Regions from separate parts of the Homo sapiens genome. Here region 1 is linked to region 2. A link is an interaction called in ENCODE POLR2A ChIA-PET data of the cell type or tissue named here. Cell type or tissue: GM12878. All regions are shown on one strand. Links, peaks and the distances in the headings refer to the core of each region. The heading gives the core; the rest is flanking DNA.

What was found. ChIA-PET counts read pairs that join two places held together with the same protein. Peaks named below come from ENCODE experiments on the same cell type or tissue, not always from the same donor. Only the 100,000 strongest peaks of a DNase experiment are listed, where the experiment ranks them.
Region 1: POLR2A ChIA-PET joins it to region 2 with 6 read pairs; 2 of 35 experiments call an interaction of 5 or more read pairs at or near these places.

The regions. Positions count from the first base shown.
Region 1 is chr1:6,816,208-6,828,447 of GRCh38, forward strand. CAMTA1 (calmodulin binding transcription activator 1) reads left to right here. Exons shown (of 23, transcript NM_015215.4): 2 at 3,974-4,043; 3 at 8,885-9,003. Among named protein-coding and RNA genes, the nearest start is that of CAMTA1, 37 kb to the left of the region's middle. In GM12878, for the core only: no CTCF peak of the experiment used is centred there; DNase peaks (open chromatin) are centred at 4,794 and 6,464; H3K27ac peaks cover 2,138 bases.
Region 2 is chr1:6,356,182-6,368,421 of GRCh38, forward strand. All of the region lies in intron 1 of ACOT7 (acyl-CoA thioesterase 7), which reads right to left. Among named protein-coding and RNA genes, the nearest start is that of ACOT7, 31 kb to the right of the region's middle. RefSeq lists enhancers at 919-1,886, 2,587-2,766, 2,877-2,926, 2,947-3,176, 8,366-8,865 and 2 more. In GM12878, for the core only: a CTCF peak has its summit at 7,037 (motif pointing right); no DNase peak of the experiment used is centred there; H3K4me3 peaks cover 5 bases; H3K27ac peaks cover 570 bases.

The DNA of each region.
Region 1 (12,240 bases), core at 4,236-9,235, 460 kb after region 2:
TACATTCAGAAACAATGAAAAACATCCTATCAAATTTTTACAGTAATGCATCACTCCATTTCATTTCCTTTATAGGAATTTACCCCTATTGGATAGTGTCCCATTTACCATCTGTCTTCCCCCCACTAGAATGTATCTCCAAGAGGACAGGACCCTTGTCTGTCTTGTTCAGTGCTGTGTCCCAGCTTGCGAACAGTGTCTGGTACATGTTAGGTGCTCCTTTAATAGTTGTAGAACAAATGGAAGGAGCTACCATAAAGAAGGATGTGTTCTGTGAGAGGAAAACACAGGCTACTCTAAAGGTACCCTGTGGGCGAGAGGCTTCCTGAAGGGTGAGGGGTCTGAGTTGAAGTGCAGAATCAGCGGGGGAGGTGCTTGAAGACCTGCTTCTGAGGAAGGACTTGAACCCAGATCTGACTTGAAAGCTTGTGCTTTTCCATTCCACTGTGTTGTCCTGTGGACACAGTGGCTCACTGATTTGCCCGGACTTCTTAGTAGTGAGTGGTGGACTGGAACACACCACCGCGGCTCTGCAGGTGCTTAAGGCCAGCCCGCCTCCCTCTATGGCAGAGCCGCCCCAGTATTGCAGACAGGCGCCTAGAGGGAGATCAAAACACGAAGTTGTCCTGTGAAAGTTCCTGGCCCAGTGTTTGGCACAGGGGTATCTAGTACAAGGTAGCCCTTTCTTATCATGGAAGTTTTTTTGTGCTTTGGCTTGTTTTGAGAACCTATGGTTTTCAAAGATAGAATGACTTGATTTCAGTTTTAACTTTGGTTTCTTTCCTAGTTAACTATGGAGACTTCATTATGCAGTGCTGTGGAGAGAGTGTGATTGGTTTTTGTCTATGATATTTCTGTGTCATATGTTATTTTAGTGCCAAGTTCTTCCTGTTATTTCAGATATTCTGTCACTGATTTACTTATTGTTAGACTTTGAAGTTGGGTATAAAAATCCTTTTTTATGAAGCTATTCATTAGTGTGTCCCACTGAACCAAAGTGATTTTTAAAAACTTTTCACCTAAGACCATTGTTAAGATATCTCAAATGGTAATCTTATACCGTCAGTTTTTGATAATAGGAAGCCAGGAAATGTTAAGCCTTGAATGTAAGACATTATTTTTAACATCGTAAAATTTCAAGTTTTAATTCAGAAACTAAATTAAAATGAGGTATTACATTCATGTGATTAGTGGGCTGTTACTGGTGACTCTTAAAGATGTTACAAGAAGTCAGCGTGCTGCTGACTTTTCCCCTATTGGAGATCTTCCCATGAACCACTTTTCCTAAGGTATGATGATTCCATGCTCACAGTCATGGGTAGAAAGTAATGTTGGATTTTCCAAAGGATACATGAATTCCGAGCCTTGTCTAGTCTATAGGGTGAATCCTTGGACATGACTGTTACCACAGATGTTATCATAGTTAACTACTTTTTTTGTTTTTGTGTCAGGGTCTCATTCTGTCACCCAAGCTAGAGTGCAATAGCATGGTCATGGTTCACTTTAGGCTCAAATTCCTGGCTCAAGTGATCCTCCCACCTCAGTCTCCTGAGTAGCTGGGGTTACAGGCGTGAGCCACTGTGCCTAGCTCAGTATACTACTATTGGTTAAATTGGAGAGGGAAACAGTCCTAGAACAAGAGTTTTACAGAAATAGAAAAGAAAGAATTAAGGAGCTCATGGTTATCCTGGTAGCTAGGAGTCACATTATAGAGAAAGACTTTATTTATATGGACCCTGAAAACAATTTGACTTCTGAAGCACTTGATCATGGGCATAAGGGAGAGGAAAATTAATAATTCTTGGAAGTCAACTTTAGTCAGATTGCAACATTTTTTGGCATAAAAAACTCAGGCGCGGTGGGTCATGCCTGTAATTCCAGCATTTTGGGAGGCCGAGGCTGGCAGATCATTTGAGGTCAGGAGTTCGAGACCAGCCTGGCCAATATGGTGAAACCCCATCTCTACTAAAAATACACAAATTAGCCAGGCATGGTGGCGGACACCTGTGATCCCAGCTACTCAGGAGGCTGAGGCAGGAGAATCACTTGAACCTGGGAGGCAGAGGTTGCACTGAGCTGAGATCCCACCACTACACTCCAGTCTGGGCAACAGAGTGAGACTCCGTCTCAAAACAAACAAACAAACAAATAACAACAAATAAATAACTCAGGCAATCCTGTTTGTTCTTAGAAAATGTTAACATTGTTAAAGCTCACCCTCATTAACTATGGTAACAATAGTGTTTTGTATTTGGGTGGTACCTTTGAATTGAAAGCACTTGGGTATGTATTACCTAATCCTCCTCCTGCCTCAGAGAGAAGGAGAGAGAAGTATCCACCCGCCCTTTTTGGATGAGGTAGTACAGAGAGGTTGAATTACTTTCCTAAGGACAGCTAGTAAATGTTAGAACTGAACTCTTTATATTTTATTTTAATTAATTAATTTTTTGAGACAGGGTTTCACTCTGTCATCCAGGCGGGAGTGCAGTGGTGTGATCATGGCTCACTGCAGCCTCAACTTCCCGGATTCCAGCAATCCTCCTACCTCAGTCCCCCCAGGTATCTGGGACCATAGGTGTGTTGCCACCATGCCTGGCTAATTTTTGTATCTTTGGTAGAGGTGAGGTTTTGCCATGTTATCCAGGCTGGTCTTTAACTCCTAAGCTCAAATAATCCACCCGCATTGGCTCCGCAAAGTGTTGGGATTACAGGCATGAGCCACCACATTTATTTATTTATTTATTATTATTATTTTTAAAGATGAGGCCTTGTTCTGTTGCCCAGGCTGGAGCAGGAGTGTAGTGGTGTTATCATGGTTCACTGCAGCCTTAAAAGTCCTGGGCTCAAGCGATCTTCCTACCACAGCCTCCTGAGTAGCTGAGACTACAGGCACAAGCCACCATGCCTGGTAGCTTTTAAATATAAAATGTTGAGGGTGGTTGTTGAACTTGTAAACTATCTTTGGTTTTCTAAGTGTATAAATATGTGGTTTATAATGTAGGATGAATAATCTAAAATTTTATTTAATACTGCAGCCAAACAAAAAAGATATTTTTAGGACTGAAAATAATTGGCCGTCAATATTCAAAAAATTTTCTTTTTTTTTAAAAAGTTACCGTTGTGTAGGTTTTAGGTGAAATCTTTAATTTTATCTGAGTGAAGCAGCCTGACAGCCAGAGACCTTGTTTCTTTCCTGTTAACGGAATTCCCCTTGATTTACTTGCCATGCCATAATACTAGTTGGCGCTCTGCACATTTTTTGGGTGAGTCGGGTGTTGGGTTTATTGTTGGGAAATGGTTAAAAATGTTGTTGGTGTTGACTGAGCTTCAAAATGAATATGACATTGGTTCTTAGCAAAAATTTCCTCTATGTACAGCACACATACTTCCCATTTAAACAAATTACACAAGTTATGCATGTTCATCAGCACAGACCTTTTCTCACATATGTATCTAAAATTTTGAAGCAGCCTTAAGCTTGCAGTGCAAAGAACGGTTTCCCCCTGAGCCATTTGAGGATAAATTGCTGATAAGTTCCATCACTCTCAAATACTTGATCATGTACTTCCTACAAACAAGAACATTCTCCTCCATAACCACAAGAACAGTAATCACAACCAGGAAGTTAACACTGAGACATTCCTACTCTCCAGTCCTAAAGTCCTGTTGCTGTTTGCCAGTTGATCCAGCAATGGCCTTTGTAGAAAAATATCTAATCAGAACCTTGGGTCATAACTGGTTGTCTCTTCAATCTCTTAATACAGAAGAGTTTTCAGTCCTTTTAGACTTTCATGACCTTGACACTCTTGAGGATTGCAGGCCAGTCATTTTGTGGAATGTTCCTTGATTTGGATTTGTCTGATGTTTCCTCATGATTAGATTCAGGTTTTGCATCTTGGCAGGAATATCACAGAAGAGCCAGATTATATCTTTTTGAAAGATTAGTTTTACATTTTATTTTCTGTTTCCTTAGAGCGTTTCCCAAAGTGTATTCTGCGGAACTAGCACCTACTGTGTTCTCAACACCGTGCCACCTATAGAAGGTAGGATTTGAAAAAGCTTTTGACTTACAGGAAGGGGTGGGCTTGGCAGTGGCAGTAATTATCATCTAGTACAGTGGAAACAGCCTTCAGCCCGGACTCAGAAGACCTGGGTTCTGCACTTAACTGCTGTGTGATCTTAGATGAGTTACTTAATCCTTCTGGGGTAGCAAAAAGAATGCTCTCCTCATAAAGTTTCTGTGGAGATGAAAAAAGGCAAAAGATTTAATCACACGGAGAAATCAAAGCACTTAACAAATGTTTGATACTAATACAACACTTCTGTAATTCTAGTGTCCAATACCAGGTGACTTAGAGTAGGAGCAGTGTGGTATTTTGGGAAAAGCCACAGGTCATGTTTGAATCCCAGCTGAGCCACTCAGCAGCTGTGGATCTTGGGCAAATTAATCTGAGCCTCATGTTCCTCCTCTGTAAAATGGGAGTAATTAAGCCCTTGTGTTTTATCGTGAGGATTAAATGAAAGAGTGCAATGTAAGATCCTTTCTGGGTGCCTGATACACAGTAGAGTCCCACAAGTGCTTACTCCCTAATAAATAATGGAAAATAGATTTACTTAATCACATGTACCTCCAGTTGGAATTGAATGAAGTAGAGGAGGAGAGAATGTCCCAAAACCCAAATTGAAGTGATGGCTTACAGGGCTGCTGTGCCCTCACTTTATCTGTTCCCTCATACATATTTTTAGATTGAAAATGTAAATGTAGATAAACAGTGAGAAGTTTATTGAACCTGAGTTATGATTTGACCTAAGCCTGGACCCGAGATTTTGTAATATGATCAACAGGAAAAAGGTAAATCTGGGCTACCTAAAAATAGAAGCGGTAAGTTGATCATCACACAACTCTAAGAACAAGAAGGGGATTGTTAAATAGCAAAACTAATTATATTTTTCTACTTAAAAAGCTGTTAGTTTCTGTTTCTTTAACCTTTTAAAAATCTTTTGTAGAATTACTACTGGGTTTAATTCACTTTGGAGACTTTGGAAAAGAATAATGCAAAATCAGATCAGTGTTTGGCACATAGTGCTTAATTAATATGTATTTTGGATATATGGTGATTTGAAGGCCTTAGGTTAGTAATGGCTGTATTTGCTGCTGTGAGCATTATGCTGACTTGAATATAACAATATATGTTTATGTTTTCAGTTCCTATCCTACTAATTAAATCTAAGCACATAATAATTAGAGCTAAACAGAAAATTGTAGAGCTTCCTTTTGATTTTACTACTCCATGTTGTTGATCAAAGATATTCCCAATAAGATTTAGCAATTTGATACACTGTTATACCAAACTGTTTGAACAGTTTGGTCTAGAGTTTGAAAGATTAATCGTAATCAACTTGAATGAATAACAGTGTTCATCATTATTCATAGAACCAACATTATTTTTTATTATGAATCAAAGTAAAATGAATGTATCATTTCTAGATTAGTTAATATAGTTATAATTTACCTTGGCAGAAGTCACAGAATTTTCGAAGGAAAAGGTCAAATACATTTCTTTGGATTTAAGTAAAGGATTTGGCAATGTGAATCTCATTTTTTTGAAACAAAACATGAAAACAGTAATTCTGCTTTTTGTCTAAGTGAATGAGCATTTTTTTGCATATTGGAAAGTTATATTATACTACACCTTGTAGGTTGACTAGAAAGGATGGTTCGTTCTTTAGAATTAGAGTTGTCAGTCAAGCAAATCATCTGTCATTTTCAAGAGCCTCACTAGTTATTTTTTTATTGTGAAGTAGGTTAGAAAATTATTTTGTAAAGTCTAATACCATACACATATATTTTGTTAGATAATGATAATGAAGTGTTTTACTGTCATTTGGTTGACACTCCCACTTTTCAGTGTCAAAGTTCAACTATTTGTATTGAATACTGAATAATGCAGTGGAAACCAGTATATGCCTTAATTTTACTGTTCACTCAAGATACTATTATTAGGATTTGAAAACTGGTGCATGTGTTTAGTTATTTTATCATTCTTAGTTATCCCAAAACATTAAAAAGCAGATTTTAATTTAAAAACAGATTTTTATGCAGTATAGCCATGTAAAGTTCTTTTCCAGTGTAAAATCAAAGTTTCTCTGTATCCCACTTCACCTGTAGAAACACTGAAATTTAAAAATATGAGTTTTAACATTTTGCCTATTTGAAATTCCAGTAATTCTTTTCTCAGTATTAAACTCGCAATCCTTATAATGTAGTAGGAAAATTTACCCATTGTTATGTTTCTTAAAAACATCCAGTTTATATTCAGCGTGAACCTAAAATTCTGGAAATGGTACACTTTAAAAACTGATCAAGGGGAACCCACTGGCCAGTCATATTCCTGTTCCTTTTGACTCTGTGGCCACACCTCCGTGTAAAGTGTAATGTTTAGAAACTAGATTGAGAGAGTGCTTACACAGCCCTGCCCTTTGGTCACATTTACCACTGCCTGATTTGGTATCAGAGTGGAAGACTGAAGCCTTTTCTATAGCAGTTAATTGTGCTGTTGAGAAGAGTACCTTTATTACATAAATACCACACACACACACACACACACACACACACACAAACACACACACACGCACACTCTTTATATACCGCACAGTAGCTGGGTTCCTCGAAGAGGCTAAAAGAACAGAAAATTAACATCAGATTGTGATCACAAACATAGAAGCTGGGGTTTAAAACTCTGCTCGTAAGTGTTCAGAATTGTACTTCAAACTGATAGCTTTCTCAGAGATATGGCTATTCATATACAATTCAGAGCAAGCCCATCCATTGAGCAACCAGTATAGTGCCGTTTTCATAAAAGGTACCTGTAAATGTTGAATATTTGAATTGAGTATAGATTTTAGAATTTCACCTCTATTTTCAGAATTGTACATATCATGGGGGATTTTAAAAAATGGAAATAAAAGTACTTTAGGGGAAGAGAGAAGGGAGGTAAAGGCTCACGTGATCTGGTATTCTCTGCTTTAAAGTTTTATGGCCCGTGGAACCTCCCTCGGGAGGATGAAGTGCAGGGAGCATAAGCACATAAGATTACCGAGGTTTTATAGTGTGTAATTCATACAGAACTTTCTATGAACTTTCTTTTAGTTGAACAGTTTCCTTTTGGTTTCACAGGAAGATTTTTTGAAAGGTTTAATCTTATTTTCCTATTAAATTAAAATTTGAAATTCTTGAAAGCAGTCAGTTTTTAGGTTTTTAAAGTTTTTATACTGCTTATAGAAATAGAGGATGGGTATTATAATTCAATTGGTTATGTAGTTCATGGACCAAAAAAGATTTAGTATGCCAAAACTCTCTTAAGTTCATCTCCATAAAATCTTTCTATATGATGTAGTAAATTTTTTAGACTTTATTTCTATGCCCAATATTTTCCTTTTAAGATCTTTTCCTTGAGAAGAAGTGTGTTAATCAGATGAAAAATGTTTGGAGAGGATTTTGTGACCTTAGAAAATATTTTTTGTTCTTTGATGTTTTTCATCTGTTCAAAAAAATAGACTGTACTGAACAAAGCCGTAGTAAATAACTGGAAAAAGATATTGTTGTATTTCACTTTTAAGATTATTAACCAATGCCTGTATACTTATGTAAGGTTGCTTAATTGTAAGGCCTATTAAGTTATTTAATGACAGTAAATTTTATAGGGATTTGTGTCTGGAGAAGAATTAGAGATAATCTAATCTTGTTGATTTGGGAAAACTGAAACTATTAAGTAACTTACCCAAGGTCACACAATTAGAAAGTAGCAGAACTGGGCCAGATCTTGGACTCTTGACTCTGAGTTCAGTGTTATAAAACCTTATTATATCATGAAAAGTTGTTTCAACTGTGACTTACTGGAGCAAATTAAGTCTTTGATGTTTTAATGTGCAGCTCCTTAGTACCTAGTTATGTGTACCCTTTGTATATTGGGGATCTTATGTAGCATAAAAAGCCTGGGATGAATAATTTGTAACTTTGACCTAAATGTGCCAAAGCTTGTGAGAAATTTTGAGTCAGGCAAAGAAACTTTGTTATAGGAGTGAAAAAATAAATGATATGTAAGCAAACAAATGAGTGAAATAAATGTTATATAAAGGAAATGATCTCTTCTAGAAATCATCAGGTAGACTGATTATTAGGTAGTCAGACATACCATCTAGTCTGAAAGTAATTATTTTTTCTCTAACTCATTTAGAAGAGTTACATTTTGATGAAATACATTAATTATGTAGATATGTATATGTAAATCAAGTTAATTAAAATGATGATTTTATGTTCAGACCTAGAAAGGCCAGCTTCTGTATTACCTGAGTAGCTAACTGCAGGCTTAAATCCCTTATATTTATAAGATTTGTGATTTGCTTTTGAAAGGATAAATCTCTTTTATAGTCTAGGGGATGAAGTAGTATTTACGAACAAAATAGTCATATATTACTATAATTCTTCTTACCTAAGAAACTTAACATTTTTTCAACTGCTTAATAAAAGATTTTTGGGCTTTGTGAGGTTAATTTTATAATTTTTATGTGCTTCATCAAAACATGGGGAAAGAACCTTTTAAAATAACTTTCGGTTATGGGCAGCTGCGGGGATTTTCCCTGTTCACTCACATGTCAGGGAGCACAAGCCCGATCCTGTTTTAAATCCTCTTGACCAGATTCCTGCTGCCATCAATCTGATAAATGGGTAAATGAGTATTATTAACTAAGAGGAATAGTGGGGCCTCTGATGCTCTTGGTCTCACATTGACTAAACTGAGCTGCTATTTCTGACTTTGTCAGTGTACTTTAAAGGAGATTTTATCTATTATTTTCTCTAAATTTATTGTTTTCTTCTTTGTAGATGATCATGGGAACAGCAATAGTAGTCATGTAAAAATCTTTTTACCGAAAAAGCTGCTTGAATGTCTGCCGAAATGTTCAAGTTTACCAAAAGAGAGGCACCGCTGGAACACTAATGAGGTAGATAAGTTTCTTTTTTTAAGGGTATAATTATTTTAAGGGCAAATTTTTTAGGTTGCTTCACATAGTCCTACTTTATGTTAGCTTTAAATTTAAAATACTGATCTAGGAAATTGTAAATGACATTATTTAATCTGGATTTGACAGAAACCAACCAACATGTTTTTTGATCTGTCTCTGATCTGCTTGGCTTGCATTGAAAGATACACAATGTGCACGTTGACTTAACTAAAGTAGCATGAGTTTCTGTCTGTGTTTTCTTGCATTTTAGTGTCTTGCATTTAGTGGTTAACCCTGCCTGCATGCCAGTTAAACGTTAGTTGTTATGTCTTCATGAATTAATAAATATACAGTCCCACTGTTCCACAGAATGTGTAGTGTCTTGACAATGTGAATTTTTGTAGAGTTGGAAAGGGCAGGTTTCATAGGAGTGAAACAGCTTTTCGTCCTTTCTAATGAAGAAAGTTTGCTTAATGCTAAGAATTTTTATTAAGATTGAAGGCTGTACAGTAGATTATGTATTTAGCATCCAATTAGAAAGTAGATTTATGAAGTAGAATGAAAAAAGTTAATCATCTTGGATGATGTTTCCTTTTTTGGTAAATTTTAATCCAGGAGTCTTACTGTTAGGAGTGGATTGCTTTGTCATCTTTTTTATTTTGAAATCTGAATATTTCAATTTAAGGTAATACCCGTTTAGTGTGGTGATGAGAATTGGGTATACGTCCATCAATTTGGGAGTTATATTCCTTTAATTCAGATGGCTGGGGTTGCTGGTTTTGCCAAGTTCCATTTGTGTGCCTTGGCTCAACATTGATGTCCAAGTTAAAGCAAATTTAGCACCCTATCCTTATTGGACACTCAGTTCTGTTAAAAGACACAAGAAGAAAATAGTGCTGCCTATTGAGCCTTATTTTTTAAAGATTCTTTGGCGCTAACTACTTCCTGATTCAGAATGCTTTTGTTTTGCGTGGTGGGAGGTTATGTGGATAAAAGTCTCTTTCCTTATCACAGGTTAGATTTAAATACTCACTGGAACCTTACAGCTTTGTTAACTTGTCTCAACTGATTGTAAAATTCTTTGAAGGACTCTATGTTTTGATCATTTTCATAAATTACATTTTCCCGTCAGACAGAATGTTTTTGCTTTGACAAATGTTTGCTAGTTTAGAGGCCTGCTGTTTAACCAGTTATTTATTAACTATTTCAGACATTTTTAGACGTGAAAATGAAGTAGATATGCTTAAAATTAGTCTTAATCATAGTTTGTTACTCTTTCAGCAAAATAGTATTATATAATTTGGAAGCCATTTAATAAGTCGGAACTTGATTATGAATTATTTAAAAACTCAGTGTATTTCTTAGTATTCCCTGAAACGTAGATTTGATACCAAATTATTATACACGTTAGTTCTAGTTTATTTATAAATGTAACCCAACCCATAATAAGTATGTATTTTTCCATATTATATTTCCTGTGGAATTGGCAGCTTATTTATTTTATTTTTTCCCATGGACCCATGTCTTGTGGCAGTTTATTTTAACTATGATTTGACATTATATTTGAAACCAGAAATTGCTTAGTGAATTAAAATCAGTGGCCTGAAGAGTCTTATAAAGCTGGATGTAGCAGTGCTGGGAATTTAGTTGGTAGATTATTTCCATCAGTGGCTTCAAAACTTTTTGAAACTTTTCAGCATAACCCTTCAACTTTCACATGTTTAATAAAACCTCTAAATTATTTACATGTTGCACCTTACTAGTATATTAGATACGTTTTAAAGCATCCGATAAAGAATTTTTATAGAGGATGAGATTAAAAGAAAAAAATGAGAAGTTTTTCCTTATTTTCTTTCTGGACCTCAGTCCACATACTCCCTTGGAGGCCAGAGGCTGCCATAATTCAGATTACAGAGAGGAAAATGCATCCCATTCTCTCACTGGTGTAATGCAAATTTGAGGATCTAGATGGGAAAACGTGGATTGTTTTGCATCAGCTATCACTCATGCTGAAATCTAGGTAGAGGAGCGTATGTTCTGAAGGGTGGAGGCAGCAGGAGGTGGCACAGCTGATGGGTGAAGCCATGCAGCACCCTTTCCCTTGGGATGGGCTGTTCTTTCAGTTAATTGTCAGCTCAGCTGACAAAAGCTCCTATGAGGGAACTGAATTTACAGGTTGACTCATTTCTCTGTAGAGGACCTTGACTTTTTTCTTGTTTTATTTTTTGGCTTTGGAAAAATAGAGGAATATTAAGTGTGACAGCGAAGACTTACCCTACGAATTGTTAATTCTGCAGAATGTTATGTGGCGATGATAACCTGCTATTTTTTTTTTTTTAAACTGGCTTTGGTAATATAGGTGGAATAAAGCAATCAGCGGTGTTACTAAAGCACTTCTTTGATCTAGCTGGGAATTGGCATTTTCTTACGTTCTTCAGCCTGCCATTCTTCATGTTGACATGAAAACCTGAAGGAAACGTAGTTCAGTGGACTTGTTTCTCATTGGGGCTTTGTGGTCCTATGTCATGCTAAATCATATTTAGTCAAAATTGCCCGTGAAATCCCTTGACTTGCTCATAAAGTAAAGTTTAGTCAGACTGCCCTTATTAAGAGCCCGTTTTCCTTCCAGAGTTGGAATAGATTTCTGTGTTTTGGATGAGGACCACATGAAGTAGTTGGCTTGTATTTAGAAGCTGTGTTGTACAAAAACTCTATTTCTTAGATCCCACTGAAGGGGCTCACACTGGAAGAGGCGTGTGGGAATGCGCACAGTTGAGAGCACAGTAGATTTGTGTTTTCCATCTCACTCCCTGTACAGCATATGTTCACAAAGTAAGACTGGTGGCTCGAGCTGCCTGTATGAAATGTCAACTGTCATCTTTCTCTGTTCTCCATGTTCGTGTGTGCTCGCTCGCTCTCTCTGCTGGATGTGTACAGTTGAATTTCTGGGTATAATGTGACTCCTCTATACTAATAAGGAATTCCTTTACTCAGACCTGTGTTTAAATATTTGTGATTGTTTGAAAAAACCTTTTATACTGTGTGTGTTGTGAGTGAGATTGTGCTCATTCCATCCTTTTTTTTTTTTTTTTTTTTTTTTGAGGTGGAGTCTCACTCTTTCACCAGGCTGGAGTGCAGTGGCATGATCTTGGCTCACTGCAACCTCCGCCTCCCGGGTTCAAGCGGTTCTCCTGCCTCAGTTTCCCAAGTAGCTGGGACTACAGGTGCGTGCCACCA
Region 2 (12,240 bases), core at 4,213-9,212:
TCCAGGTGAAGATGAAGGCAGAGACGGGAGCAGCCTCCCGTCAAACCTTCGGGAGCATGGCCCTGCCCACCGCTGGTCTCCAGCCTGAGGAAACTGCTTCCGGTTGTCACCTGCCACCTGGTTTGTGGCCATGCCCGGAGGTCTCTGATGCTCCCAAAGAAAGCAGCACTGAGTGGCACAGGGGAGCCCCGAGGCAGCAGCGGCAGCACCCTCAGCACCCTCAGCCCTGCCCAGCACCCTCAGCCCAGCTCAGCACCCTCAGCCCCGCTCAGCACCCTCAGCCCAGCTCAGCACCTGCCACCCACACCTGGCCAGCCCTGGACAGGCCCCTGTGCGGTGACCTTGGCAGCAGCCCTGCAGGGCACTGAACCCTGCCTGCCCCTTCCACAGCCCAGCACACGACCAGCTGGGAGTGTCACCAGTGTCTCTGACTCTGACACAAAAATGTCAGTGCTGGCCAAGCGCAGTGGCTCACACCTGTAATCCCAGCACTTTGGGAGGCCGAGGCGGGCGGATCATGAGGTCAGGAGTTTGAGACCAGGCTGGCCAACATGGTGAAACCCCGTCTCTATTAAAAATAGAAAAAAAATAGCTGGGCGTGGTGGCAGGCTCCTATAATCCCAGCTACTTGGGAGGCTGAGGCAGGAGAATTGTTTGAACCCAGGAGGCGGAGGTTGCAGTGAGCCAAGATCATGCCATTGCACTCCAGCCTGGGCCACAGGGTGAGACTGTGTCTCAAAAAAAAAAAAAAGGACGACGACGACTACACTTTTGTGGCTGGACGCAGTGGCTCACGCCTGTAATCCCAGCACTTTAGGAGCTGAGGCAGGTGGATCACCTGAGGTCAGGAGTTTGAGACCAACCTGACCAACATGGAGAAACCCTGTCTCTACTAAAAATACAAAATTAGCCAACCATGGTGGCACATGCCTGTAATCCCAGCTACCTGGGAGGCTGAGGCAGGAGAATCGCTTAAACCCAAGAAGCGAAGTTTGTGGTGAGCCAAGATCGCGCCATTGCACTCCAGCCTGGGCAACAAGAGCGAAACTCCGCCTCAAAAAAAAAAAAAGTCAGTGCTAAAATGAAAACATTACTACGTGAAACCCAGGGTAACCAGGGGTAGGTGAGCCTTGCTTCCTTTACTCCATGGTGGAAGCTAAAGTGCCCACCTGAAGGTGCACAGCCAGGTAAGGGTCTGGGGTATAGGCAGGTCAGGCCCACACGGGGCCTGCAGGGCAGGCGGCTCATTACTGCCCCCTTCTGACAAAGGCCTCAAACCAGAGGTCAAGCACCAGGTGCGTGTGCTCCACCCTCACCTCAGCTGGAAAGCTGGGTGGGACAGAGGTGTCTGGGCAGACTGTCCCCAGTCATAGGGCTGCAGATGCCACTCATGGCTGGGGGCCACCACCTGGGGCCTGCAGACACTCGGAGCTTCCTTCAGGAGCTCAGCAGAGGCTGCCTTGGCCAGGAGTAGACAAGGGACAGGGGTTGCCCTTCCCGGAAGGAAAGGAGAAGCGGGTCTCCTTATGGCATGGGGGGCGGGGGCCTCACACCAGGCAGCCTTGAGGGACAAAACAGGCACGTGGATGGGTGTGGGGCCTCAAAGTCCAGGCACAAGCACACATAAATGCCTCCTCTTTCCATGGGGGACTCTGCCAAACAGAAGCTCAAGCAGCCCTGCTTCTCCTCTTTTTTTTTTTTTTGAGAGGGAGTCTCGCTCTGTCACCCAGGCTGGAATGCAGTGGCGTGATCTTGGCTCTCTGCAACCTCCACCTCCCGGGTTCAAGTGATTCTCCTACCTCAGCCTCCCAAGTAGCTGGGATTACAGGTGCGTGCCACCATGCCTGGCTAATTTTTGTATTTTTTAGTAGAGACGGGGGTTTCACCATGTTGGCCAGGCTGGTCTCAAACTCCTGACCTCAGTTGATCCACCTGCCTCGGCCTCCCAAAGTGCTGAGATTACAGGCGTGAGTCACAGAGTCTGGCCCCTGCTTCTCCTCTTTGACTTGCTGCCTAAGGCAGTTCCGGCGAAGTCCCTTCAACCCACAGACACGCCACTGCATCTCCAGAAGAGGGAAGGGTGGGAGGAAGGGCTGTGCCAAGGAAAGTTCCAGCAGCACTTGCAGGCCCCCAAGCAGGACGGGGGAAGAGGCCAACAATGGCCCTGAGCTCCCAGCCTCCATTTTGGCCAGGGGCAGGGGACTGACCCAGGAGGCTCCTTGTGCAGCCCACAGACCCCCCCTCCACCGCAGGTAGGAAGCTCAGCAGCGCTGGGAAACCGCAGTGAACCCAGCCCAGCTGAAGGGAGCAGAGGGAAGCCACAGGAGCAAGGCTGGAAAGAAAACCAGGTGCCTTCCTCCCTGGGGACTAGAGCAGGCAGGGGAGTGCCCTGGTCCGTCAGGGGACCCCAGCTCACGCAGGCCTGCACTTCCTATCCCAGCTTCGGCTGACCACCTAATCTTGGGGGTCAGTAAGAGCCAGGCCAGGTGGGTGCCCTACTGCCCTTCCTGGCTGCATGACACCAGCCAGCCTGCTGGGCACAGGGGCCGAGTCCCCTCTACCCACCCTTCCCTTCCAAATGTCCCTAAACAATCCACCCACAGTGGCCCCTGCACGGCCTAGACATGCCCATGACTGGCAGTACCTGCTCAGCTGGAAAGCCATGGTGGCTAGGACATCCCAGGATCAGATGCAGAGAAAGGCGAGGGAGCAGGGAAGCATCACAGAGTCCTTGCCTGACCCAGGACTGTCCCAGCTCCCTGCCACACCGGGCTTGGTGGGGAGCACCCCCCACCCCCAGCTTCCTGAGCTGCCCAATCTGGCCAGGAAGAGGCTGCCTCGCCAATCCAGAGCGTCTACCAGAAACCGGTCGTCATGGAAACCTTGCTTTATAAATAATTACAGAAGAAGTAATTCTGTGAGCTCTTCTGGCTGCCATGCCAGGAGATCAGGAAGGCAGAGGGGCCGCTGCTGAGCGGCCTCAGGGAAGCGGCTATGAGGCTCTGCCTTCTCTGACAGGGCACAAGACCCCCTAGTCTTTCTCCAGGGTCTCAGCCAAAGCCAGGTCTGGCCCCACTGCCGCCTTCTAGAGCTCCCTGAAATGTAGACAGGGGAGGAAGGTCACAGGCCAGCAAGGACTCCAGCAGGTCCAAGCCTGCATCCTGCTGATGGAGCTGGCATCTAAAGCCTGTCCCAAGGGCCAGCTCCCTGGCTGAAGCAAAGTGGACAGGCGGTCCAGCCTCCCCTCTCCTCAGGCCACACCCCTGTCCTTCCCCACTCCCCCTCTTCCTTCCCCCAACCCCTGCTTCAGAGGATGCCATGCCTGTCTTGGGGCTCAGCAACTCCACTACCCTTCCTCCACTCCCGCGGGCTCTTAGGCTGCCGGCTGCCACCTGTGGGCCCTGTGCCCCCCAACCCGTACTCTCTTCACTCCGCCTCCCCTTCTACTGGGTGTCAGGAAGAAAGAAAGAGGCCAAACAATCACAGCGGCCAGGGTGCAGGCTACAGGAGGCCCAGTGCAGGAGGCGGGATGTGTTATCACCACAACCTCCCCCAATGCTGCCCCCACCAGGGCTGCTTTCCCAGGAATCCTGTGACCAGCAAGGGAAATGGAAAGTCCCCAGCCAGAGTGCAGGCCGCACAGCCTCAACCAGGCTGCACCCGCCGGCCTCTGGGCAAGTTTCACATGTTTAGTTGTGAAAGAGAAAGTTAGGGCAGAGAGGGCTGATTAGGCCACTCCCACTGGAACAGCCGGCCCTTATCAAGGCCCTTATCAAACTGCCAGAGCCTGGGCTTATTCTATCTAACCAGCTGGCAGGCACTGAGCCTGGGAAGTCACTCTGGTAAAAGTTAAATAGGTAAATTATTACTAAAAGGATGTCCTTTCACCTATGTGCAAAAATAACAAGTCCTAAAAGGACAAGTCCTCTCACCTATGTGCAAAAAGAAAGAAAAAGTCATTTTCAGCTTACAAACCCCACACGCACTGGGTCCCACAGGGAGGCTGGTGCTGCCCCCGCCCAGGGATGCTTAATGTCTAGAAGCCAGCAGAGGAGAGGATTCTAAAGGGATCCCACCGACCCAAAATGTCTGCCCGGAGGGGAGGTCAGAGGGCTGAGTCTGGCCCAAGCCTGGCAGCTAACCCTGGCTGAAAATGCCCCCTGAGCCCTCCCCACCCAGGCAGCCTGCCGGGGCCCAGGCCCGGGCCATCAGCCTCCTCAGCCCCCTGGCTGCCCATCTCGGCCCATCTTCCTGAGTAGCCGGCATCCCAGGGCCAGGGTCTTGAAGCCACAGCGTCTCCCACCCTGGCACACAGGACAGGTCCTCCCAAACACACTTCCCTCCCCTGACCCCAAATAGCCCATAGTTCCTCTCAGCTCCCAACTCACTGTTTGGCCTTCTCCCCAAAACAGGCCCTGTCGACTTCCTTTCTGAGGACGTTTAGTGACAAGCTTCTCCGAAGCAGGAGCATCGTCTCCCCACGTCTCCTGTCGGCTCCCTCCAGAAGCTGCAGCCAAATGGAACTCAAGGAATGAGCCTGGGCCCCAATACTGTGCCCTTTGGACTTGGCCTCATCCCTCCAGGCGGGCATTGCTGCCTCCCTAAGCAACCCTTCCAGCTGGTCCCAGTCCAGGTGTGCTAGGCCCACCACCCACCCCAAATCAGTGAGGACCTACCAGGCTTCCACAGCAACACAGATTCAAGCCACAACCAGATGGTCCCGCAAAGAGGAAGCACTTCTCAGATAGCTTAGCCTTATGAGTAAATAATCTCAAAGTTAAACAACTACAAGGTGCTATTTCCCATCTAGTAAATTAAAAATCATTTTAATTGACAAAACGAGATGTCTAGAAATGTTCATAGCAGCATTATTCACAACCACCCAAGGATGGAAACAACCCGGTGTCCACCACGGATGGGTAGGTAAACAAAATACGATAAATCCATACAATGAGATATTATCTGACCATAAAAAATGAAGACCTACAGATCCACAGTAATGCACGGACCAGCCTTGAAACCACCCTGGGTGAAAGAAGTCAATCACAAAAGGTCACACGCCATCTGATTCCATGTATATTAAATGTCCACAACAGGCAGATCTACAGAAACAGAAAGTCAGCTGGTGGGGGGCAGGGGCTGGAGGAGGGGAAATGGGAGTGACTGCTAATGCGTGCAGGTTAATTCCGGGGGTGATGAAAATGTTCTGGAATTAAATCGTGCTGGTGGCTGCACAGCCTTGTGAATCCATTAAGGTTCACGCAGAATTGTACAATCAAAAAGGGTAGACTCAATAGAGTTATAGCTCAGGAAAGCTGTTATAAACTACAAACAAGGCAGGGTGGAGTAGTTCACGCCTGTAATCCCAGCCCCTTGGGAGGCCGAGGCAGGCGGATCATCTGAGGTGAGGAGTTTTGACACCAGCCTGGCCAACACGGTGGAACCCCACCACTAGTGAAAAGAAAGTTAACCAGGCATGGTGGTGTGCTCCTGCAATCCCAGCTACCAGGGAAGGTGAGGCAGGAGAATCACCTGAACCCAGGAGGCGGAGGTTGCAGTGAGCCAAGATCACGTCACTGCGTTACTGCATTCCAGCCTGGGCAACAGAGCGGGACTCTGTAAAAATAAATAAATAAATAAACTACTAACAACTGGATGCCAGAAGCTGTGGCCCCTCCCTACATAAGCACTGGCCATGTGGGTGACACATGGCAGGAGCCCTCGAAACGCTCTTACCTTTGCCACAGAAAGGCACTCCCAAAATCTAAAGAAAAACACACACAGCTTGGCAGAGATCTGCAGATGTGGCATCCATCTCTAACCCAAAACAAAGTAGAACTGGCTCAGTAGGCTGTGAGCATCCCTAAAAACATGCTCGAGGTTGTGTCTGGTTTCTACTTTTCTGGGGAAAAGACCCAGTTTTCTGCAGCTTTCAAAGGCATCTGGAAGCTAAAAAGTCAAGAGGTGGGCTGGGCATGGTGGCTCACGCCTGTAATCCCAGCACTTTGGGAGGCCAAGGCGGGCGGATCACCTGAGGTCAGGAGTCTGAGACCAGCCTGGCCAACATGGCAAAACTCTGTCTCTACTAAAACTACAAAAATTAGCCGGGCATGGTGGTGGGCGCCTGTAATGCCAGCTACTTGGGAGGCTAAGGCAAGAGAATCGCTTGAACCCAGGAGGCAGAGGTTGCAGTGGGCCAAGATTGTGCCATTGCACTCCAGCCTGTGTGACAGAGTGAAACTCCGTCTCAAAAAAAAAAAAGAAAAAAAAAAGTCAAGAGATGGCAGCACCTCTTCCCCCATCCCTCCCATACCTACCCAGGCAGCCAAGCATATAGAAAGAAGGTAGGAAATGAGACAGGCACCTAGAACTCAAAAGCACACTGAGCCCAGCTCATCAGAGGGCACTCGGAAGAGAGAATTCAAGGAGAACTCCGCAACGACATGCCCTAGAATGGGAGGCCACATCCCTCTCCCCAACCGAAACTCACTGCCTCATGCTAGAGGAAGCTGGTAGGGTCAGAAACTTACATCCAGGCTCCAGAAAGATCTCTCAGAGCTCAATGTGAAAAAAACAAATGACCTTTGGCTAGGCGCGGTCGTGCACGCCTGTAATCCCAGCACTTTGGGAGGCTGAGGTGGGCAGATGGCTAGAGCTCAGGAGCTGGAGACTCTTCTAGGCAACATGGTGAGACCCCATCTCTACCAAAAATCCAAAAAAATTAGCCGAGCATGGTGGTGAGCACTGCGGGTGGCAAGCCATCCAGGTGCCGAGGCAAGAGACCAAGGGCATGAGCTTTTCCAGTATAATAAAATATATAAAACAGTAAGAATTATACTAGATCTAGATCATAGACGTGATTATATATGAATATCATTAATCATTAATTTGTAGCAATTACTCTTTATTCCAATATTATAATAATCCTCGCTCTATAATCATAACCTAGGAAAAACCAGGCTATACAGAGATGGGAGCTGAGGGGACATGGTGAGAAGTGACCAGAAGACAAGTGCGAGCCTTCTGTTATGCCCGGACAGGGCCACCAGAGGGCTCCTTGGTCTAGCGGTAACGCCAGCGTCTGGGAAGACGCCCGTTGCCAGGCAGACCGTGGTTCCAGCAGTAGCGTCAGTGCCAAAGAAAAACACCCGCCACTTAGCAGACCAGGAAAGGGAGTCTCCCTTTCCCCCGGGGAGTTTAGAGAAGACTACTCCTCCACCTCTTGTGGAGGGCCTGACATCAGTCAGGCCTGCCCGCAGTTATCCGGAGGCCTGTCTCCCTGTGATGCTGTGCTTCAGTGGTCACGCTCCTAGTCCACTTTCATGTTCCATCCTGCACACCTGGCTCTGCCTTTTAGATAACAGTAGCAAATTAGTGAAAGTACTAAAAGTCCCTGATATGCAGAAATAATGGCGTAAGCTGTCTCTCTCTCTCTCCCTCTCTCTCTGCCTTGGCTGCCAGGCAGGGAAGGGCCCCCTGTCCAGTGCACATGTGACCCACGTGACCTTACCTATCATTGGAGATGATTCACACTCTTTACCCCTCCCCTTTTGCCTTGTATCCAATAAATAACAGCACAGCCAGGCATTCGGGGACACTACCGGTCTCTGCATCTTGGTGGTAGTTGTCCCCCGGGCCCAGCTGTCTTTTATCTCTTTGTCTTGTGTCTTTATTTCTACAATCTCTCATCTCCCCACATGGGGAGAAAAGCCACCGACCCTGTGGGTTTTCTGTGGTCCCAGCTACTCAGGGGGTCCCAGCTGCACCTGTGGTCCCAGCTACTCAGGGGGCTGAGGTGGTAGGATCACTTGAGCTGGGAGGTCAAGGCTGCAGTGGGCCAAGATTGAATTCCAGCCTGGATGACAGAGCGAGACCTTGTCTCAAAAAAGGCTAGATGCAGTGACTCACACCTGTAATCCCACCACTTTGGGAGGCTGAGGCAGGAGGATCACTTGAGCCCAGGAATTCCAGGCCGGCCTGGGCAACAAGACGAGACTCCACCTCTAGAAAAAAAGAAAAGATATTCAACATCATTAGACATTAGGAAAATACAAAAGTAACATCTAAAAGCAATTATCGGCGAGGTGTGGTGGCTCACACCTGTAATCCCAGCACTTTGGGAGGCCAAGGCAGGTGGATCACCTGAGGTCGGGCGTTCAAGACCAGCCTGACCAACATGGAAAAACCCCATCTCTACTAAAAATACAAAATTAGCTGGGCGTGATGGTGCATGCATGTAATCCCAGCTACTCGGGAGGCTGAGGCAGGAGAATCCCTTGAAGCCGGGAGGCAGAAGTTGCAGTGAGCCAAGATCATGCCATTGCACTCCAGCCAGGGTGACAGAGCAAGAGACTCTGTCTCAAAAAAAAAAAAAAGCCCAGCATTTGGCCTGGCGCAGTGGCTCACGCCTGTAATCCCAGCACTTTGGGAGGCCGAGGTGGGCAGATCACGAGGTCAAGAAATCGAGACTATCCTGGCCAACATGGTGAAACCTCATCCCTACTAAAAATACAAAAATTAGTTGGGCGTGGTTGCGCTCACCTGTAGTCCCAGCTACTCGGGAGGCTGAGGCAGGAGAATCACTTGAACCCGGGAGGCGGAGGTTGCAGTGAGCCAAGATCACGCCACTGCACTCCGGCCTGGGGACAGAGCGAGACTCCATCTCAAAAAAAAAAAAAAAAAAAAAAAAAAATTAGCCAGGCATGGTGGTGGGAGCCTGTAATCCCAGGTACTCAGGAGGCTGAGGAAGCAGAATCGCTTAAACCCGGGAGGCAGAGGTTGCAGTGAGCTGAGATCGCCCCACTGCACTCCAGCCTGAGCAACAAGAGTGAGACTCCGTCTCAAAAAAAAAAAGGAAAGGAATGAATAACTGATACATGCAACCATGTGGATGAATCTCCAAGTAATCGTGCTGAGCAAGGGAGGCTGGACAAAAAGAGAACTGTGCAAGTCCATGTTTATAAACTTGGAGGAAACACAAACTATAGTGACAGAAAGCAGATCAGAGGTTGCCTGGGGGCAGGGAGGGACCAGAGAAGCAGAGGGCCTCAGCAGGGTGACAGGTCTGTTCACAGTCTCGGTCTTGATTGTGGTGAAGGCTTCACAGGCTCACACAGGCATACCTCAGAGATATTACGGGTTTGGTTCCAGATCACCGCAACAAAGCACACATTGCACTTTATAATAAGTCACATGATTTTTTTGGTTTCCCAGTGCACGTAAAAGTTACACTGTAGTCTATTAAGTGTATAATAGCATTATGCCTTAAAAAAAAGTATATACCTTCATTTAAAAACACTTTATTGCAATCGGGCATGGTGGCTCACACCTGTAATCCCAGCACTTTGGGAGGCCAAGGTGGGTGGATCACAAGGTCAGGAGATCGAGACCATCCTGGCTAACACGGTGAAACCCCATCTCTACTAAAAAACAAAAAATTAGCCCGGCATGGTAGTGGGCGCCTGTAGTCCCAGCTACTCGGGAGGCTGAGGCAGAAGAATGGCGTAAACCCGGGAGGCGGAGCTTGCAGTGAGCCGAGATCGCACCACTGCACTCCAGCCTGGGCAACAGAGCAAGACCCCATCTCAAAAAAAAAAAAAAAATTTATTGCTAAAAAATGCTAACAATCATCTGAGCCTTCAGTGAGTGGTATTCTTTTTGCTGGCAGAGTCTTGCCTCGATGTTGATGGCTGCAGACTGATTCATATTGTTTTGGGGTTTATTTTTTTTTTTTGAGACAGTCTCATTCTATAGCCCAGGCTGGAATGCAGTGGCACGATCTTGGCTCACTGCAACCTCTGCCTCCCGGGTTCAAGTGGTTCTCCTACCTCAGCCTCCCAAGTAGCTAGGATTACAGGCACGCGTCACCACGCCCAGCTAATTTTTTGTATTTTTAGTAGAGACAGGGTCTCACTATGTTGGCCATGCTGGTCTTGAACTCCTGACCTCAGGTGATCCGCCCACCTCAGCCTCCCAAAGTGCTGGGATTACCGCCCGGCCTGCAGACTGATTAGGATGGCGACTGCTGAAGGCTGGGATGGCTGTGGCAGTTCCTTAAAATAAGACAACAATGACATTGACCACATCAATTGACCCTTCTTTCCACAAAATATTTCTCTGGGCCAGGCACGGTGGCTCATGTCTGTAATCCCAGCACTTTGGGACCCCGAGGTGGGAGAATCGCTTGTGCCCAGGAGTTCCAGACCAGCCTGGGCAATATAAGGAGATGCTGTCTCTAAAAATAAAAATTAAAAAATTAGCTACTCATGGTGGCACTTGCCTGTGGTCCCAGTTACTTGAGAGGCTAAGGGTGGGAGGATCCCTTCAGCTCAAGAGGTCAAAGCTGCAGTGAGCTGTGATTGCACCACTGCACTCCAGCCCGGGTGACAGAGTGGGAGCCTATCTCAAATAAAAAAAAAAAAAAAGATTTCTCTGTAGCATGCAATGTTTGATAGCATTTTACCCACAGTAGAACTTACTTTTTTTTTTTTTTGAGACAGAGTCTCACTCTGTCAGCCAGGCTGGAGTACAGTGGCATGATCTCGGCTCACTGCAACCTCCGTCTCCCGAGTTCAAGTGATTCCCCTGGCTCAGCCTCCTGAGTAGCTGGGACTACAGGTGTGCACCACCACACCAGGCTAATTTTTTGTATTTTAGTAGAGATGGGGAGAACATGTCAGCCAAGATGGTCTCGATCTCCTAGACCAGCCCAGTAGAACTTTCAAAAGTGGAGTCAGGCCGGGCGCGGTGGCTCATGCCTGTAATCCCAGCACTTTGGGAGGCCGAGGCAGGCGGATCACGAGGTCAGGAGATGGAGACCATGATGGCTAACATGGTGAAACCCCTTCTCTACTAAAAATATAAAAAAATTAGCTGGGCATGGTGGCAGGCACCTGTAGTCCCAGCTACTCGGGAGGCTGAGGCAAGAGAATTGCGTGAACCCAGAAGGCAGAGCTTGCAGTGAGCTGAGATCGCACCACTGCACTCCAGCCTGGGCGACAGAGCGAGACTCCATTTCAAAAAAAAAAAAAAAAGTGGAGTCAGTCCTCTTAAAACCTATGTTGTTTTATCAACTAAGTTTATGGAATATTCTAAATCCTTTTGTTATGGGATCTTTGGGGTATCCCTTTTCTGGCCAGAAACCTCTGTGTCTTGTGGCACCTTTGCCTAAGTTTTGCTGGGGCCCACTGGGCTTATTCCACCCACTCAGCCTGGCAGGCTGCGCTTGGCTCATGCTACCAGCCTGGAGCTCCCATGCCTGCCAAGGACAAGCCTGGTGTGGAGCAGCGAGCAGTGTGTGAGTGAGCATGGAGTACGGCCACTGCACAGTCAGACATGCCAGCTGCTGCTGCAGGGCAGGCAGCTCCAGATGCTGGCACAGGTGCTGGTTCTCTGCAAGGCTGCACCTGGACCAAGCGCACCTCAAGCAGCTTGCCTGGTTGGCACACGGGAATGCTGTGGTGCCTGGAAGCTTGGTGACGCCAGGAACTGCAGGGCCCCAAAGAGGGAGTCACAACCCTGACTCAGGGAGCTCCCAGGTCTGGACTCCCCAAAGGGCCACAGCTCTTCTTTCCTTCCCTTCACTGGCAACGTGGCAAGAAGGGGCATGTTTCAGCCCTGTTTGTGTTACAGTTCTTTCAGCCTCACCATTTGGCAGGTCCCGAGTTCTTGCCCTGTGACCAGGAAGAATGAGGTACGCAGAAAAATGGAGAGTGAGCAAGACAAAGAGGAGCTTTATTGAGTCACAGCCAGGTCATCCCAGTGAGTGTTCAGCTCTCAGCAGAGAGGGTAGCTCTTCTTTGCAGCTGGTCATCCTGTCATCTTTCTGTCCTCTGCTCTAGTCTGGCTGAGTCCGGGGTTTTTATGGGCCTCAGAGTGGAGGAAGTGTGTGTTGACTGGTCCATGGGTGGGCCAGCAAAAAGCACCACAAGCTTCCCCTCTGGTCCTCGGGACTGGCCAGCCAACCCCCAGGCTTCAGGCCCTCCCCAGTTTGAAGGTGAGGCTTCACTGGGGACCAGACCCCTTCTACCCAGGAGCCTGTCTGTCTCTCGCCACTGTTCATGGCATCCAGGCTGTTTGTGCCAGCCTATCCTCAGCCCCCACTTGGCCTCCCTCCCATGCCTGTTGGTGCCCAAAGTCTGAAGGGCACCATCAGCAGGGTGGGTGCGGTGGCTGCACCGCAGTCCAGGTCCCCAAAGTGAATGCCGCTCCCACTTCCCGCCCCAGGGCCCTGAAGCATAA